Regions from separate parts of the Homo sapiens genome. Here region 2 is linked to region 1. A link is an interaction called in ENCODE POLR2A ChIA-PET data of the cell type or tissue named here. Cell type or tissue: IMR-90. All regions are shown on one strand. Region 1 overlaps LINC02943 (long intergenic non-protein coding RNA 2943). Region 2 holds the start of LOC101928398 (a long non-coding RNA gene).

Region 1 (5,000 bases):
CCTTTCCTGATGCTCTTTGCATGGTGGCATCACTGAAGACATTGGTGGGGAACTGGAATGGAACTGGAAAGCCAATGTTTGAAATTTCTTCCCCTAGGCATTGGCTTCATCACCCTCGTCAAGAACTTTGAAAGGGACATTAATGAGCAGCAAAATCAATTTGAATCTCATCTTTTGGTTCTTCTCCCCTGGAGAAAGACCTGAGCAAAAAATGGGTCAGCTAGGGGCATGTGGAATAGTGGATGGGTTACAAACAGGGAGAGGACAAGGAAAGGGATAAGGGGAATTCGGAAGGAAAACCTTAGAGGAGGAGAAAGAAAGCTGAACCCTGTACATGAGAAGGGAGGGAAAAAAAATGAAGATTAGAAAATAAATGTGGCTGATGGCAGAGAGATTTGGTTCCACACAAGCACACCTTTGGAATCAGCTACTGGTGGGAAATTAAATAGCCCCAAATCTGCTGGTTCATGGGGCTTCAGGCAAGTCTCCATCCAGCCTTCAAGTTGCTATGAGCAACAATTGTCCTTTAAAAACCACAGTCTTACAGAGCCAAAGACAGCAGATTCGACACTGGGTGTTCCCAAGGCCAAGTTGGAAGAGAATCCAGACAACAGCTCATACAGCACACACAGAATCAAAAACAGTCTTTTCAACCAGCCAGACACTAATTAAATTAAAGCAATGCTGGAGACAGCAGCACGTGGCAGAGGAGAGGTGCCAGGCCAAAGGGCTCTAGTTGCTTAGAAGCGAGTTCAGCAAAGAATAGGCTGAGGCATCTGTCACTTTTCAGTGATGGAAGCATTTTGTGCAGCAGCTGACGTGTTATTAGGTACACCTGTCCTCGGACCGGTGACATCGTTTGTGAGGCCCAGTGCAAAATAAAAATGCAGAACCCCTTGCTCAAAAATTACTGAGAATTTTAATACGGTGACTGCAGAGTTTTGAATCAAGTGTGGGGTCCTGAGCGCAAGGCCCTGTGTGGCTGTGTGGGTCATGCACCCCTGAAGCTCACCTGTCTGTTATGAATAGTTTAGGGTTAGGGTGATTACACTCATTTTAGGCGGAACAATTCAGTTATGGGCATGCATTAAGATGATGCTACATTTTGAACCACAACATAGGTATTAGGTACATTGCAACAACAGAAATTTGTGACCTACATGGGAAATGCAAGAATCAAGCTTTCTACTCCAATTAATTGTTCCTTGGAGGAATTAAGTTTCTGCTTCTCATTGTGGAAGCAGAAGTGAGCTGATGCCAAGCAATGAACCCTGTGTTTTGGCCCAGCCTCATGGAAATTCTCCCAGCCCGCCTCGTGGCACCAAACACATGTCTTTTCCAGGGAGTTTAGAGTATTTCAAAGATGCTTATTATTTAGGTTGCCAGATAAAATACGGGACATCCAGTTTCAACATGAATTTCAGATAAACAACAGAAAACTTTTTAGTATAAGTATGTCTGAAGGACATTACTTATAGTAAATACTTATACTAAACACTTACAAATAGTATACTAAATACTTATACTAAAAATTATCTGTTGTTTATCTGAAATTCAACTTGAACTAGGCATCCTCTATTTGTATTTGTTAAATCTGGCAACCTATAGAATGCATTTTTAAGATGCTGCCACTATACGTGGTCACCCCCAGATCACTGACGCATACTAAGGGACCAAGGTGGGATGGCATGTGAGAATGATGGCAAAAAAAAAACCCCAAAAGTCATGGGAACTGTTAGAATTCAAGTCTGTATTAGTCCTGGGGCTACTGTAATAAAATGCCACCAACTGGGTGGCTGAAAACATGAGAGATTTATTCTCTTGCTGTTCTGGAGGAGAGAAGACCAAATCCAAGCTCTGCAGAGCCGTAGGGAGAGATCTGTTCCAGGCCTCTCTCCCAGCTTCTGGTAGCCCCAGTCATTCCTTGGCTGTGACAGCCTAAGTCCAATCTTCTCATGGTTCTCGGTGTCTCCTCATGTAGTTCTTCCTTTGTGTCTGTGTCATTCCCCCCTTTTATAAGGACATCAGTCATACTAGGTTAGAGCCCACTCTAATACCCTCATTTTAACTTGATTACCTCTGTAAAGACCCTACTTCCAAAATTAGGTCACATTCTGAGATATCAGGGGTTAGGAATTCAATACATCTTTTTTGGGGACACAATTTATGCTATAACATTGTCCCACGACTGTCCAGGGCTTTTCTATTCTTAAACTTCATGGGATGGCCTGCATTTAGAGAGCTGGAGAACCCTTCTGTACTTGGCCTTTGTGTGATCAGTCTTAACTGAAGACAATTCAAAGAGGTGACAGCCACAGTGAATCAAGAGGTGTCAAATCCTGCAAGGGCAGCTCATCAGAGGACACAGGCATGGAGAGTTCCGTGGCCATCCATGGAGTGTCTATTCCACACTCTACCCATTGAGCTGCCATGTGGAAGTTTTCAAACAGAGTGACAAACACACAGCTTTACTCCTGCAGAGTAAACATTTCTGGCAATGCTTGCTTCATGGGAGCAGCCCACGCATTTTGCACAAATGTTATACAAGCAGCCTGTGGCTTTGGAAATCATGGATGGAAATTATTTGCAAATTCCTTTGGAGCCTTATAACAAATGTTTGCCTTGGTCTTGAAGCCTTAAACAAACAACCCCTCTACTTCAAAAATGTCTGCTAATGAGAAAGACATTTCAGCTGAAAGAAAAGAAGTGATCATTAGGAAAAAATGGACTGGATTGTGTTAACCAAGCAAAAGATCAGCCTGGGACTCTAACCACATTTGTTGCTTTTATCAGAAATTGGAGTGATAGTCGGTCTTTAGATAATATTATGTTGAATGGACTTAACAGTCATTTTAACAAGGACGGGCCTCTCTTATCTGGAATTGGCTATGTAAAATCAAAAGCCACCATGATATTATTCAAAGGAAGCCTTGGCCATTATGTGGGACAGGTTATCTGGCTTTGATCAGCCCTTTCTCTTGCTACTTCCTAGTGAGAAGAGGTGGATGGATAAGACCTTTTTGGCAGGTTGATAAATTGTGTATATTTCCAAGGAGAAGGCAAGCATATAAAACCATTTCTAAGAGCACTTTCAAGAATTTTAGCTTTAAAGCTTGTAGAGTCTTGCAGATCAGTGCTGACCAATAGAAACATGGGGTGTTTTTATAATGGAAAGTTTTCTTGTAGTCACATGTTAAAAAATAAAAAAGAAATAGTGAACTTCCAGCTTCATTCATGTCCTTTGACTAACACAGGAACAGAAAACCAAACACTGAATTTTCTCACTCTTAAGTGGAGTTGAACAATGAGAACACATGGACACAGGAAAGGGAACATCATACACCTGTCGGGGGATGGGCGGCAAGGGGTGGGAGAGCATTAGGACAAATACCTAATGCATGCGGGGCTTAAAACCTAGATGATAGGCTGATAGATGCAGCAAACCACCATGGCACGTGTATACCTGTGTAACAAACCTGCACATTCTGCACATGTATCCCAGTATTTAAAGTAAAAAAAAAAACAGTGAAGTTAATTTTGATACCATAGCTAATTTAAACCAATATATTCGTATCATCTCATCATATATTTGATATAAAAATGATTAGTGAACAATTTTATCTTCTTTGTCTCATTCTATCTTTGAAATCTTGTGTGTGTGTGTGTTTTAAATTATACTTTAAGTTCTGGGATACCTGTGCAGAATGTGCAGGTTTGTTATATAGGTATACACGTGCCATGGTGGTTTGCCGCACCCATCAACCCATCATCTACATTAGGTATTTCTCCTAATGCTATCCCTCCCCTAGTCCCCCACCTCCAGACAGGCCCTGGTGTGTGATGTTCCCCTCCCTGTGTCCATGTGTTCTCATTGTTCAACTCCCACTTATGAGTGAGAACATGCAGTGTTTGGTTTTCTGTTCCTGTGTTAGTTTGCTGAGAATGATGGTTTCCAGCTTCATCCATGTCCCTGCAAAGGACATGAACTTATTGTTTTTTATGGTTGCCTAGTATTCCATGGTGTATATGTGCTACATTTTCTTTATCCAATCTATCATTGATGGGCATTTGTGTTGGTTCCCAGTATTTGCTATTGTGAACAGTGCTGCAATAAACATACATGTGCATGTGTCTTTTATAGTATACTGATTTATAATCCTTTGGTTATATACCCAGTAATGGGATTGCAGGGTCAAATGGTATTTCTGGTTCTAGATCCTTGAGGAATCACCACACTGTCTTCCACAGTGGTTGAACTAATTTACAATCCCACCAACAGCGTAAAAGCATTCCTATTTCTCCACATCCTCTCCAGCGTCTGTTGTTTCCTGACTTTTTAATGATGGCCATTCTAACTGGCGTGAGATGGTATCTCATTGTGGTTTTGATTTGCATTTCTCTAATGACCAGTGATGATGAGTTTTTTTTCATGTTGCTGGCTGCATAAATGTCTTCTTTTGAGAAGTGTCTGTTCATATCCTTTGCCCACTGTTCAATGGGGTTGTTTGTTTCGTGTAAATTTGTTTAAGTTCTTTGTAGATTCTGGATATTAGCCCTTTGTCATATGGTAGATTGCAAAAATTTTCTCCTATTCTGTAGGTTGCCCATTCACTCTGCTGATAGTTTCTTTTGCTGTGTGGAAGCTCTTTAGTTTAATTAGATCCCATTTGTCAATTTTGGCTTTTGTTGCCATTGCTTTTGGTGTTTTAGCCATGAAGTCTTTGCCCATGCCTATGTCCTGAATGGTATTGCCTAGGTTTTCTTCTAGGGTTTTTATGGTTTTAGGTCTTACATTTAAGTCTTTAATCCATCTTGGGTTAATTTTTGTATAAGGTGTAAGGAAGGGGTCCACTTTCAGTTTTCTGCATATGGTTAGCCAGTTTTCCCAACACCATTTATTAAATAGGGAACCCTCTCCCCATTGCTTGTTTTTGTCAGGTTTGTCAAAGGTCAGATGGTTGTAGATGTGTGGCATTATTTCTGAGGCCTCTGTTCTGTTC
Region 2 (5,000 bases), 210 kb after region 1:
TCGCCCAGCCAAGATAGATACTGTTTTAATGCTATATATATAATCAAAATTAATGCAATAAATTCCTTGATGACAAAATAACAACATTTTAAATAAAGAGGATCTGTATTTCTGAACTTGCCTTTTGCTGCAGGCTCTAACATGGCTTGGTCTACCACTGACTGGCAGTTACCTCTCTTTGAGAATGTATGTGCTGGTCGCAACACACTTATGATTTCTCAGTCGTATGGCCGTATGGCCAGCCTGCAAGGCAGGAATTATTACAGATAAGTAAACTGAGGCTCCTGGAGATTAAGTCATTTGCCCAAGGTCAAACCACGGCCCTTGGCCTCTGCAAAGCTGCCTCCCAACTGTACCCACAGCCGGAGAAGACGGCCCCAGGCTCAAGACTAGAGATATGATTGGTCTCTTCCAGCTAAAAATGCCTAAGCAGATCAGAGGCTAAGGAGGAGATTTCAATCATGTAACTGCTATCTTGTGAGCCTGTAATAGCTGGCGAATGCATGGGTTTTTCTCCTGTGGTTTTTGCTTAACCTCTTTTTTAATTTCATTGTTCCTTTAACAATGTGATTCTTTTGGCTCTCTAATCTGTCCTAATAAATGCTGTAATTACAAGTTTCCCTGACGATGCTGTGCAGCAGGCGAGCTCCCTCCCTGGCTCCTGGGAAACTGAACTGGAGAGGGATCTTGGCAGGGAGCCGCTGCATCCGCCAGGCCTCAGTCACCACCCGCCTCTCAGTCAAGTTCAGCTCTTTGAAGCCAGGACCTTGTCTGTCTTGTTCACAGTAGTATCTCCCAAATCTGCCTGGTGCCTGGCACATAGAAGGGGCTTAATAAATCTCTGTTGAATGAATAAATGAAAAAATAGAAGTCTAAGTAGCGTGTTCGAACCCTTGAAAAAGTACATGCAACCTATGTAGCATCTTTTCTTGAACCTTGTACCTCGTGTGGTGGTTGGAGTTCACTGAGGATATTTGTAGAATGAAATAAAAAAGCATATAGGTGTTGTGTTGCATTGTATAATGTGCCTATACACACACACAATTATATATATGTGTGTATGTATACATATGTATATATAATTATATGTATATATATACCTCTTCAGTCAAGAACACAGCAGAATACACATTATTTTACCCCAAAGAGGATAAAAATACTCATTTGTCATCAGATTCTTAGACATAAGGTGTATTTGTATTTGATGTGTTCACTAAGATTCACTGAGCCCTCAGACATCCTGCTCATGGGACAAATGAGCTTGTCCGGAGCTCGTGAGTTGGTTCATGATTTGAAGCCTTTGACCTTGTCTTCAGGCTATTCCTTGTACAAGCTGTGTTTAGGCAGAGTGCGTTCTCCATGGCTGCTTCCCCAGTGTGACTTCCAGTCTGTGGTCCTTTGTACTCCTCAGAAAAATAAAGTGTTCTGAGGCTAAAGATCACCCATGGTAGATAGGGGCGTTGGAGAGGATGAGCAGGAAGAGCCCATCTGTGTGGGTTGGGGATCTGTTCTGCTGCCAGGTCCTGCCCTCCCTCCTGAGTCCCTGGATCCAGAACACAAACTCTCCTGTTCCCCTAGACCAAGCTGTGTGCACCCTCGTGTCTTTGCCTGTGCCTTGTCCTGGCCAGAAATCTTTCCTTCCCTGTCCCTTCATCTTTCCTTCCCTGTCCCTTCATCTTTCCTTGACTCCTGCCCTATAATGATCTAAAGAGCCTCCCTCTTTCGTATCTCATCAGCATAGGCATCACCTGGGAGCAAAGCAAGGCTCAGGCCCCTGCCTGATGAATCAGAATCTGCTTACTAACAAGCTCTCCAAGTGATTCATCTGCCCCTTCAATTTTGAAAAGCACTGGAGATAGCTCCTACTCATCCTTCAGTGTTCAGCTCAGGAGCCGCCTCCTCCAGAGAGCCCGCCCTGATCTTCCTACCCACCACAGCCGGCTGCTGGGACAATTAAAGAGCGAGGCACAGCCCCAGCATGTACACCCACCACATTCATGAGCACTTATAGCTCATGAGTCTTTCTTATTTAATGGTGGTGCACTCTGGTGGAATAAACTTAAAATTCCTCTTGGAATCTCCAAACGAGGGGCATCATATAGCCTCAATGCAGGCTGTAAACGCATCATACCTGAGAACCCCCACCCTTCACTGGAGCCCCACCTGTACCCGCCCCTACCGTCCTTGTTGTGGGAGTAGTGCAGGAACCAAATGCAAGTTCAAGAGAGACATGCGGCACACCACACTCTATGCTAGGGAAAAGCAGGCTTTCCCTGGGGTAATTAATACACTACAGCCTTTCTGACTTTTTGTCAGGGGCTCTCCTGCAGAGATTTTACTAAGGCTTTCTTAAAGTAGTGACAAACATCACAGGGTTATAAGAAAGCACCCAAGGGTGTCTTTCATTCCTCCTCTCTGATCCTCACAACCATCCAAACACAGCCCGATCTGTCCTTGATTCATCTTGTGATGACCACCCCAACAGCAGACCCCTGTGACACCCCTCGCTGAAATCCTGCCTCTCCCCCAATTCTTATTCCGTTCTCTCCACAACCAAAAAGGTCAAGGTGGCATACACATTCCTCCATGCCCCCTTCCCTGCAACCCCACCTCTCGAGGGGTAAGACCCTTCCCTGGGTGATCACACTGCACTGGATGTCACATCTGTGCACAGGGCTCTGCACACTCCCCACAACCCCACTTTACTTTGCTTCCCCTGGACCCAGAGGCAGAGTTCTCCTGGTCTTATCCTACCTGTACCTTCTACCTGCAATATTCTGCCCCTGACCCTCCTAGGGTCCTCCTTCTTACTTTTAGATCTCAGGTTAAATGTTGCCTCCTGGGTGCTCTCCCATAGCCCCTGTTCTCCCATCACTGGATTGGAAATGTCTGCAGAGCACATATTCCCATCACTTGCTTGTCTTTTATTACCTGACCTTGCCCATCACTAAAATGTAAGTTCTAGTGGTCTGCAGGCCTCATCGGGTTGGCATTTTTCATCTCTGTATCCCAAGCCCCTAGAACAGTGCAGAAGACATGATAGACACTCCATGGATATTTATTAAATAAATGGATGTGAGTGAATGCAATAAAACAAGCACTTTCAGTCAAATAAACCCAAGAGTGCTGGTCATTCTCCAAATTTGTTTTCTGCCTGCTCTGTGCCATGGAGGCCAACTCCTCTGGCTTGCACTTCGCAGGCCCTCTTTCAGGCAGCTGCCTGTGCACCTGCAGTCAATGAGAGGATGGGAGCAAAAAGTGGGGGCAGTTTTCCCTGGTCCCTTGACAGGGCCTCACTGGGCTCAGATGACATCACTTCCTCTCTCCTCCCTTGAAACCTGGGGGTGGGAAACCTTGGCATCTGGGAGGCTTCCCATCATTTGTCTGAGCTCTCATCCCTGCCCACAGCTCAGGAAACTTCCTTTGTCAAAGTCTCTTCATCTGCACCATTTAGCATGAACTGTTCCTTGTGGGGGCAATGCTCCTTCTGCGTGCATACAATTTAGATATCTTTTCTGTATATACAGAATGTATGCACATAACTTTAAAAAAATTTACTTAATTTTTAAGGGGGTGGTTTCTTCATTTTCTGCTTTCCTCTTTAGCTCTGCTTCCAAGTTCCCCTCATCACTGCGGTCCCTAGTGAAATCTTCCAACTGCATGGTGTCCAGCACATTTTCAGCCAGAGATTTTAGTTGGCTCGTGGTATCTTTCATGACCTGTTTTTTTTGTGCATTCAAAGGTTTCCAGCCTTTCTTTCTCCTCCTTCCTTTCCTGTACTCTCTGCTCCCATCTCGCGATCTCTTGGTCGAGCACTTCCGGACTTTCTGCAAAATAGGTGTTTTCATTCAAACTGTGTTATTTCCTTCTGAAGTTTTCCTCCATCCTCCTTTCATCCTTTTAAGATGTGTCCTGCATCAATCACTTGGGAACGCTTAGGAGACTCACTTTTCCATGTTTTTTTTTCCAGAAAGCCTCCTGTGTCCTGCAGAGAAGACCTGCTCAGATTTTTATTAAGGGTCGATAAGCAGAGGGATTGTAACATTCAAGGTCTGGCCTCCATCAGGGGTGACTTGAGGGCTTCCTCAGCCTGTCTCTTTAGTCCAGTGTTCCACCTTCTCCATGGACCTGCTGGTGAGAACAACACTTTTACTAAGCTCTTTTCCTCTTTATAAAGTGTCATCTCTTAATGACTAAGACCACCACAGCAACACAAACCAGGACCTCCCAGGGATGCCCAGGGACCCCCGGGGCTCATCTCATGATCTCAGCCATCACCAGCACAGCAGCCCGCAGCAGCTTCAGAGCGGCTGGAGAGACATTTGGGGACGAGCAGCCCCTCTGTGGCTCTGCCTCTGTTTGCCAGTGGCCTGTGGACCACAACTGCCTACTCGGGACCCTGCGGAGTGTTCTGTATCTAATGCAAACAGGTGCCTGGCAACCAGGACAGATAATCAGTTGGGCTGGGGGAGGGGAGCAAGCCAGATTCTAAAAACAGTGTCCCTGACATTGCTGTGCTTACTGCACAGATAGAGGTGATATTATATTCCCTGCCCAGGTCATGAGGGAACTGGGAGTGGCTGACAGCACTCTGGAGCTCAGCCACACCAGGCCCAGCTGGCCCCACAGCAAACCCAGAGGGTCGAAGTGAGGCTACGCCCTGTCCCTTTCTGTCCACAAGGGCCTGTCAGGGCACAGTGGTGGGGCCTGTCCCTGGGTGAGGCTCAGTCTCCTGATTTCAAGTTTCCTTCTGCACAGGGAAAGTGGGTCCTGCCCACCAAGGTCCGAGGGACCCTCCTCTGAAGCCCCTCTCTCCTTTGTGTTTGGTCAAGGTTAGCAGATGGGGAGAGGACTGAAGAGTCTCCCCAAAGGTCTAAACTGAGAGACCTGGATTTTCAATGTAACAATCCAGGAGAAATAAGTAGATGGAGTCTAAAATTTCTGGTGGAGTCTACAATTTCATGGATTTTCTATGAAGCTGGTTTGTCCCTGTTCAGCAA

The links. ChIA-PET counts read pairs that join two places held together with the same protein. Peaks named below come from ENCODE experiments on the same cell type or tissue, not always from the same donor. Only the 100,000 strongest peaks of a DNase experiment are listed, where the experiment ranks them.
Region 2: POLR2A ChIA-PET joins it to region 1 with 7 read pairs; 3 of 35 experiments call an interaction of 5 or more read pairs at or near these places.

The regions. Positions count from the first base shown.
Region 1 is chr21:39,069,554-39,074,553 of GRCh38, reverse strand. The region is part of intron 3 of LINC02943 (long intergenic non-protein coding RNA 2943); the gene reads left to right. Among named protein-coding and RNA genes, the nearest start is that of LINC02943, 12 kb to the left of the region's middle. In IMR-90, no CTCF peak of the experiment used is centred here; a DNase peak (open chromatin) is centred at 2,553; H3K27ac peaks cover 1,047 bases.
Region 2 is chr21:38,856,904-38,861,903 of GRCh38, reverse strand. LOC101928398 (a long non-coding RNA gene) reads right to left here and starts at 4,365. Exons shown (of 3, transcript NR_109926.1): 1 at 4,279-4,365; 2 at 3,949-4,128; 3 at 3,042-3,827. In IMR-90, no CTCF peak of the experiment used is centred here; no DNase peak of the experiment used is centred here.